Regions from separate parts of the Homo sapiens genome. Here region 1 is linked to region 2. A link is a contact called in ENCODE Hi-C or POLR2A ChIA-PET data. All regions are on one chromosome and are shown on one strand. The core of a region is the stretch at or near the end of the contact, and the rest is flanking DNA. Distances in the headings are between cores, read along the strand shown.

What was found. Hi-C counts contacts between places; a loop is a spot of excess contacts on that map. ChIA-PET counts read pairs that join two places held with the same protein, here RNA polymerase II (POLR2A). Pooled maps may share reads with other maps.
Region 1: a loop to region 2 is called in a pooled map, with 2.6 times the contacts of the local background. The contact joins the promoter of PCIF1 here to the promoter of PABPC1L in region 2. A Hi-C loop is called at or near these places in 1 of 168 maps with a recorded cell type or tissue (CD8-positive, alpha-beta T cell) and 1 of 50 pooled maps. POLR2A ChIA-PET finds 5 or more read pairs at or near these places in 1 of 52 experiments (PC-9).

What each region holds. Positions count from the first base shown.
Region 1 is chr20:45,931,131-45,935,932 of GRCh38, reverse strand. PCIF1 (phosphorylated CTD interacting factor 1) reads right to left here and starts at 1,250. Exons shown (of 17, transcript NM_022104.4): 1 at 1,129-1,250. It overlaps LOC107985388 (pre-mRNA-splicing factor cwc22-like), which reads left to right and starts at 862. Exons shown (of 1, transcript NR_171669.1): 1 at 862-2,439. RefSeq lists a silencer at 720-929 and enhancers at 558-1,248, 1,249-1,940, 2,200-2,349, 2,632-3,324.
Region 2 is chr20:44,907,043-44,911,322 of GRCh38, reverse strand. It overlaps PABPC1L (poly(A) binding protein cytoplasmic 1 like), which reads right to left and starts at 1,263. Exons shown (of 15, transcript NM_001372179.1): 1 at 987-1,263. The coding sequence starts at 1,179. YWHAB (tyrosine 3-monooxygenase/tryptophan 5-monooxygenase activation protein beta) reads right to left here. Exons shown (of 6, transcript NM_139323.4): 6 at 2,791-4,280. RefSeq lists a silencer at 1,080-1,409.

The DNA of each region.
Region 1 (4,802 bases), core at 1-2,500, 1.0 Mb before region 2:
ATACGCACAAGCGGCACAGCTTAGTGTGAGGCTAAATGGGGACACTGCAGTATTTCCAAAGCCAGCTGTGCATCAGAATCATCTTGGAGTTTGTAAAAAAAAAAAAAAAATCAGACTCCTGTGCCTCACTGCGCATCTCAGAAGCCAGAAATAAATACGGAGGTGAGGCACACAAGAATTTGTATTTTTAAAACGCACCGTAAGAGTGACTGGGAGACAGGATGACTCATTTTTTCACACTATTTGAAAAAATGTACCCATTTTTTGCAATTAAAACCATTTTTAATTTCCTATGTGACTTGAGCGCAGCAGGTCTGTGGCCGAAGTACCAGCCCCTGGGTTGGACAGACCCGGATTCCGGGCCCTTCTGCTTTCCGGCTTATAAACCGGAATCACTCGACCGTTATATGTAGAGTCCAGCATTGTACGCTCCCAGTAAGACATAACTGCTCTTAAGTTAACGTCTTTATTTATCCTGTGGCTTCCCGACCCCCACGCATACCGCAGTTTGAGAATTACCGCTGCTCAAGGATAAACAACTCTATCTGCGCAACCAGAAAAACCCACCAGAAGCCAGAGTCCGAGTCCGGGATTGGAGGCACGTGGGGCGGGACCATCTCCGCAATGTACCAATCAGAATTCTCCGGCCCAGTAGGGAGGAGTCAAAGGGCGAACAAAGTACGCAGGCGCGACGGCGCACGAAGGCGAGAGGCGAGCTCCAGCGCGCGCGCGCGCGCGCACCTTCCCCTCCCCCTACCCCAGCGAGGGTGGGCTGTTTGGCGCGCGCGCGCGCGCCGGCCCATCTCTCGGGCTCCGCCCCCCGCCCCGCCGCGCGCTCCCGCCCCCGGGCTGAGGCGACTCAGAGTCGGAGCCCGACACAAAGGCGGTGGCGGCGGCAGCAGCGGAGGGGCCCTAGAGCCCGCTCCGCTGGGGCTCTCCGGGCCCACCTCCCTCACTTCGGCCACCGGCGCGGCCGCCCACCCGCGGGTCTAAGATGGCGGCGGCAACAGAGACAGGGCAAGCGGCAGTCCCGAGCAGAAAGCGCCGGAGGGGCCGCCGCCCCCCAGCTTCGGATCCCCAGACCCTGGCGCGGCTCGCTGCGGGACCATGGCTTCCTGGGACTCTTACCTGCCCGGAGCGGACTGGAGGGGACGCGGCTACACGTTCTGCTCGACCGCCCGTTTTGCCGCCTCCGCCTCGCCCTCCCCAGCGCCGCTGCCGCCATCTTGTGTCCCGGGCCGGGACTCCGCGCTGCGCATGCGCTGGTACCGCCTCTGAGGGACCTCGCCGCGGCCGCGCCGCCATCTTGAGTGTGGCAGGGTCGGCTGGCTCCTCGCACCCAGCTTGCTTTCGGCCCCCTCCCCTTCTTCCCATCCGTCCCTGCTGTTCCTTGTGGCGCTGAGGAAGGGGAGACAGCTTTGTAGGCCTGCGGGTGGACTGAGGAAGGAATGAATTCACTGGCACGTCCCCGCCTCAGTTTCCCCCTCGAGCACACACGCAGGAGCCGGATGTTCGCGGTGGGCGGTGCGCGGCGGGGTTGGACTGAGCGTGCGCACTGGGGGGCGTGGGGGCTGTCTTAGAACCTGCGGGGGTCTCGGGTTCTGCCGCCGGCCCAGGGGAGGCATCGTGGTGACGTAGGCTCCGGACGTAGCAAGGACCTGGGTCCTGGCACCCGCGCGGCTCTGCCTCTTCCAGCCAGTCTCTTTCCCTCTCTGGGCCTTTGTGCTGCGTGGTGTCCAAATGTTAAGAAGCCCTGCCCCATGCCCGGGCTACATATACATCGAACCCAAGCTGTAAATGCTCTTGAGTAGAAGCAACTTAAACTAGCCTTCGGGGGCAAGTAATAGAGATGGCTTTCGGCAGAGTTGGGAAATCAACTAAATGCATTGTAGGGCCTTTCCAACATTGACATCTGTGGCCATTAGTTGCAGTTCAAAGCCTCACTGAGCCCTCAAACCAGCTACAGCGGGTAGCCTGGCAGGGAACTGGCAGCTGTGAGGTGCTCCTCATCCGGCTCCCTGCAGGATTCTTTTTGGTAGGAGCCTGCAGGCGTCCGAGTGGTAGCTCCACCCATCTCCGGTCTCCCCAGCAAGCATCCCTTCCAGTGCTAGCTTGAGAAGAGGAAAAGCTTGCCACCTGCTGTCAGACCGGCGCTTGTGTGGAGCCAGGGGCTGTAGGTACCCCGGCTGAGTAGCCTCTCAGATGTCCATGGTCCTGGCTGCACGCCAGCGTGGGGGCAGGCAGGCGGACGCTCAAGAAAAACGGAGGCACCGATATGAGTAGTAATTGAGAACGAGGGTTCATGATCCTCATCTGATTTCAATCCCTGCTCCTCCACCCAAAATGTGTGGCCTTGAAGGAGTTAACCAATTTAAATTTTAGTTTCCTCAGTGGAAGATAATAAATCCGCCTACCTCATAAAGGTTTGGTGAGAATTAACTCAGGTGATGCATGTGAAGTCCTCAGCGCAATACCTGGCGCTTCCTAAGTGCTGAATCGGTTAGCCGTGATCATCTCACAGTGGCATGAGCATTGCTCCAAGTAGATTTGAGCCCTCCAGAAATAAGCCAGCTCTATATAGGCACAGCAGTTCTGCCCTCGCAGAGCTTCTCGTTCAGATAAGAGGCCTGATGGGAAACCAGACTCCTGGGTCCTGTCTCAGTTCTGGAAGGGTGGGGGGCCAGCTTTGATTTATGCCTGCTGCCCTGGCATAATTACTAATATTGCCTCCTTTTTCAGAAGTGCCCTGCTTTGGGCCGGGCGTGGTGGCTCACCCCGGTAATCCCAGCACTTTGGGAGGCCGACGCAGGTGGACCACCTGAGGTCAGGAATTCAAGACCAGCCTGGCCAACACGGCGAAACCCCGTCTCTACTAAAATTACAAACATGAGCCAGGCCTGGTGGCGCGCGCCTGTAATCCCAGCTACTCGGGAGGCTGAGGCAGGAGAATCACATGATCCCGGGAGGCAGAGGTTGCAGTGAGTCGAGATCGCGCCACTGCACTCCAGCCTGGGCGACAGAGTGAGACTCCTGTCTCAAAAAAAAGTACTGCTTTGGGCAGTAAACTACGTGGTCGCTCTTGACCTACGGGATAACCAGTTTTCCATGCTCATGCCCCCCAGCTAGCCCGCGCTTTCACTAAAGTTTAAAAACCATGTAGTGATTATTACCCTTTTTTTTTTTTGAGACGAAATCTCGCACTGTCGCCCGGGCTGGATTGCAGTGGCGCGATCTCGGCTCACTACAACCTCTGCCTCCCGGGTTCAAGCAATTCTCCTGCCTCAGCCTCCCAAGTAGCTGGGATTATAGGCACCCGCCACCACTCCCACCTAATTTTATTTGTATTTTTAGTAGAGACGGTGTTTCACGATGTTGGCCAGGCTGGTCTCAAACTCCTGACCTCATGATCCGCCCGCCTCGGCCCCCCAAAGTGCTGGGATTACAGGCGTGAGCCACCGCGCCCGGCCTTTTATCTATTCTTTTATGTTTTCAAAGTATTTTCTCATTCATTGTTCAGATTCTCTTAATTGATAACCAAGATACCAAACATCCCAAGTGCCTAGTCTTCTGTTTTATCATGGAATTCTGTGAATTATTACCTAAATCTGCACATGAGCAAACAGGTTGGAGCGAGGGGCAGGGGCGAAGTCATTGTCCAGGTTCACACAGCCATCAACAAGTAACAAAACTGGGATTTTAAGCCCGGAGTTCTCAACACCAAAATGCAGGGCTGGTTCCATTAAACCACTCTGGCCTCCCTGTTTTGTGAAGAAGGGATCTAGATTCAGGCGATGTGACTGGTCTGAGTGGACACAGTGGCCCTGGATAGTTCAATCTTTTTTTTTTTTTTTTTTTTTGAGACGGAGTTTCGCTCTTGTTGCCCAGGCTGGAGTGCAGTGGTGCAATATCGGCTCACTGCAACCTCCGCCTCTAGGGTTCAGGCGATTCTCCTGCCTCAGCCTCCTGAGTAGCTGGTGTTACAGGCATGCGCCACCACGCCCGGCTAATTTTGTATTTTTAGTAGAGACGGGGTTTCTCCCTGTTGGTCAGGCTGGTCTCGAACTTCCCACCTCAGGTGATCCGCCCACCTCGGCTTCCCAAAGTGCTGGGATTACAGACGTGAGCCACCGCCTCCGGCCTGGATAGTTAAGTATCTTAAAGGTTTCTCTATCTCACAGTGTTCAGCACTGCTTTTCACCTGATACATGCCTCATCTTCTCCGTTTGCTCACTTTCCGCATGTCAAAACCAGCCTCTTCTCAGCTGGGTGCGGTGGCTCACGCCTGTAATCCCAGCACTTTGGGAGGCCAAAGCGGGTGGATCACCTGAGGTCAGCAGTTTGAGACCAGCCTGGCCAACAGGGTGAAAGCCCATCTGTACTAAAAATACAAAAATTAGCTGGGCATGGTGGCAAGCGCCTGTAATTCCAGCTACTCAGGAGGCTGAGGCAGGAGAATCGCTTGAACCCGGGAGGAAGAGGTTGCAATGAGCCGAAATCACACCATTGCACTCTAGCCTAGGTGACAGGAGCAAAACTCCGTCTCAAACAAAACAAAACCCAACCTCTTCTCACCATTCTAATGACTACCTTAAGAGCTGGCGTTTCCCACCCCTACCCCCCTTTTTTTTAGAAGCAGAGTCTCAGTCTATCTCCCAGACTGATGTGCACTCATAGCTCATTGTAACCTTGAACTCCTTGCCTTAAGCAATCCTCCTGCTTCAGCCTTCCAAAGTGCTGGGATTACAGGCATGAGCCACCACACACAGCCCAATTTTGTTTTGTTTTTTGAAAAGGAGTCTTGC
Region 2 (4,280 bases), core at 14-2,513:
CCAGCTATTTTTTGTATTTTTAGTAGAGAAAGGGTTTCGCTATGTTGGCCAGGCTGGTCTCGAACTCCTGACCTCAAGTGATCTGCCCACCTCGGCCTCCTAAGATGCTGGGATTACAGGCGTGAGCCACTGCGCCTGGCCTTATTTATTTATTTATTTATTTATTTATTTATTTATTTATTTATTTTAGGTTACCACTTAAGAGCGTTTACGAGGTAACAAGCAGTTACCATTCTTTATGCATAGACAGCAGTTCTCCATTCTTTATGTTATTGGAGAATACGCCTTAGCCCCATTTTGCAGATGAAAAGGTGCAGAGCGTGAAGGCTTGCCCAAGCTCACTCATCCTCTCCACTCTCAACAGAAGTGCAGGCAAACTCATCGGACAAGCTCTAATCAATGCTATCAGCTCTGAGAAAGCGGCCTTGCGGCCTGGAGGCAGCGGTTTTTCAGAGCCCGTGCAGGTAGAGGCGCCCAGTGTGGATCTCACGTCGCGCTGGGAAAGGCCTGAGCCCAAGGCTGGGTTCTCCTGCCTCCCCTGCTCACCAGCTGTGTTGCCTTGGGCATCTTCCTCACCAGGTGCTTTGAATCTCTCATCCTCACAAGCACTCTATAAGGCAGCTAGGACCCCCATTTTCCAGACACGCATCTGAAGCTCAGAATGGTCGAGTAACTTGCCCAGAGTCACACGGCTGCTGGGCTTCTATCCCTGGTCCGCCTGACCCCCACCCCCACCCCCACAAAGCCTGTATCTGTTTTCACTCGACCCTAATCTCTCTCCTCTGTAGAGGAATAGCAGTAAACCACACTAATTACCAATTCCCGTCTCAGGGGCCAGGCCTCTGCCAACGCCCTGTTATCTTTGAGCCTCAGTTTCCCCGGCTGCAAAGTGTAAGATGAAAGCGCAAGCGGCCCAGTTCCGGCTTCTGTCTGTCCGCCTGCTTGTCCGTCGGTCCTTCCCCTCCCGCCCCATCCCCGGGGCTCACCGTCCGCGGGCTGCTGGAAGTTGATGTAGGCGTAGCCCAGCGAGCGCCGGGTGGCTACATCGCGGCACACGCGGATGGACAGGATGGGGCCGGCGGGAGAGAACTTCTCATAGAGCATGGCCTCGGTCACGTCGGGGTGCAGATCGCCCACGTAAAGCGAGGCAAGCGGGTAGCCAGAACCGCTGGCGTTCATGGTGGGCAGGGGGCCGGGGCTGCGGGGCAAGCAGGAGCCGGGTCACCCAGCAGCCCCGCGCTCACCCGGGCGGAAGCCCTCCTTCCTGGGCGCGGGCCCGCCCCTTCCCTTTACCGCCCCCGCGTCCCTGCGCACCAATCGTGGGCGCGCTCGGACGCCCCTCCCCCGGGATCCCTCCTGGGCCCACCCCCCACCTGCGAGCACTTGGGGATCTAAAAGCTACAGGTGGGGACACCTCTGACCCCGCCCTGGGAGGCGGAAAAAGCCTTCAACCTGGCCTTGAGCAGGGCTGCTGGGACTTGAGTGGAGCTCTCAAAACCCCCAGCTCTTTTGAAAGAGCCGAGGACTGGGACGGAAAGGACGCAGGGGACTGAGTTCTAACCCCGGAACAGATGATCATCTTTCTGAACCCGTTTCCCTTCTCTGTAAAATGGGAATGATTCCCTCCTGACAAGAATGAAAGGAGACCCAAACCGCGCTTTTTGCGTTTCACACACAAACGGAATTCCGAACAGGCCACTGTTTCAAAGCTTGTGTAGAGAATTTTACCCTGCTCCATTGAAGATGTCTTCCTCCAGAGAGCCTGATCCAGTCCCACCGTTTCGCACCAAGGATGGAAATGGCTTTGAGACATGAGAACTGGAGACCACTAAGGCCTTTCTTGGTACTGGCTCATATTACCAAGACCCCTTTTCCTGGGATATTCCCTGTCCCTCTGCTAAGCCATTACACATCCATTACACCAGGGAGGTTCACTGAGTTACTTGTGGCTCAGCCTAAATGCGGACAATTGGGAACTAATAGCAGAGCAAGACCTAAACAGAGCAAGACTGTGAATCTGAGCTTGCAGCGTCAATCTGTGGTATAGGGACATTAAAAACAACACAAAAACAAAACAACTACTCCACTGAGCACCAATACTTCACTTTTCCTCTGATAGGACTTTCCTGGTCTCACTGATCCAACAGAGCAGGTAGGCCCCCACTGACTTTTGGTTGAGTGTGGCTTCAACAGGTGGAACAGCTCCTAAACTAGGGACAGAAGGTGCCCATCTGGCTGTCCAGCCTCAGAGTAGCAAGGAAGCACTAATTCTAATCTTGGGCTAAAAAAGACCCCTCTATCCTGATATTTTTCTCTCCTTGTGGTAATGTGGATGTTTTCAGAAGGGGCAAATCCTGTGAGGAACCAGCTCTGCAGGCCACCATACAGTGTGAGGACAGGTGAGACGCCAGCTTGGTGATGACCAAGACTTATGCAACCATAGGTTACCTATTTCACTGGCTTGGTTGTATCTCAGAGTTAAAAAATGGGGAAGGGATGGTGGGCTCGAATACAATGCAAAATAACTGTCCATACCAAATCTTAGAAGTCACTAAAGAGGACCTAATACCTGCATGGTTTGTTGTGGAAGGTAGAGAGGTATCAAGTAACGGGTGTAAAGAGGCTGTTTAATTAATGGTAATTTCTTCCCCTGGATAACACCTTGACTTCTGGTCCTAAATAATGAAATAAAACTGTTTGCCTATTTTTAAAGAAAACAGAGTTAAAAATAAGTGTGATCAGAATAGTTAGCTAGGTCTGGTAACAACAGAGATGGTGGTGACACATCAATTCACAGGCAACTAACTGATAAAATTTTTATTTCACTTTTGAATTTTTACACTTTTCCTGATTATTCTGTGTAAGGTGAAACTAGAACTGTTTAAAAGACATACACAAATCTAGTACATCAATAACCGGGGATTTTTCTTTTTTGCTATACTATTTTCACAACCACGGGTGTGCTTGCTAGGCAATATAACCATCACAGAAGCAAACGTTAGGCAGAATACTGGTAAGAAAAAACAAAGCAAGAAAAGAGCTACCAGATATACAGACAGGCTTGGTTCCACATTCACTACTGCATTTTCAAGCGCCAAGTATTAACTGCACATTTTTGTTCAGCTAGAAAGGAGGGATTTTTTTTTTTGTTTTTTTCTTTTTTTTTGGTTTGTTTTAAATCAGTGCATAAATTTTTCTTTTCTCATTTCAGCAGATGGACAAACAGATGGACTCTACAGCTAAGTGGAATATCAAAGGTAGAGGGGTGATTCTGTGAGACTGATAGGCCTGACTATTCTCAATTCTCCCCACTGCAGTGTTCACGCAACTTCCCTGAATATAGGGTCTCCTTAAACACATCTGAGCACTGACCTGGATGAGTGCACTTGGGAGACCTGGTGACAGGCACAAAAAGCATGATCAGGGCTAGCCTCAATACAGGGAGAAATCATGGATATTTAAAAATACTTTTTTGATTCAGATTCCGGTATGACTGAAGAGCAACACCGTGTTGAGAACTGGAGGAAGACAGGGTTCTGGTGCCAGAAGCTCTTCTCCAATCTTTAAAGCCAGGCTTGCTCACCAAGGTGCTCAGTAATGTCTCTCACCCCTGCCCATATATAGCATTAAAAAGTGAACAAAAGACAGATAAAGATAGAATTCAAAAAGGAAAAAAAGTAAGGAAGCAGAGGGACAGAAACTTAGAAGAGAAAACCAAGGTCAACAGTCAAAAAGGATGGTGGGAAAGAATGTTTAGATTTCAAAATTTAAAAGCCCCGAGCTAGGAAGAACCTGAAAACTGAGTACTCCTCAAGTGAAAGGCCATCTCTACAGAACATCATTCCTTTTTTTGTTTTTTGTTTTCTTTTTTGGAGATGAGGTCTCGCTATGTTGCCCAGGCTGGAGTGCAGTTATTCACAGGTGCAACCACAGGGCACTGCAGCTTTAAACTCCTGGGCTCAAGCGATCCTCCTGCCTCAGCCTCCCAAATAGTTGGGACTAGATGCACGCACCACCACGCCTGACTCAGGACATTATTCTTAAAGGTATTATCCAGGAAACAGATAAGGTCATTCATAAAACACACGGCTTTTTTTCTTTAGCTCAGTGTTAACAATGAAAGTAGATTCCACTATTGAAGCACAAGTTGCAAATTGGTAACATAGTGAACATATTGCTGTAGGAAAGGGGGTTCAGTGTGGTGTGTTATATGAGCACTTGAACTTTTCAAGGTGTCATAAGCCAGTTATCTGCCACAAAGAATTTCCATTTCAGGATTC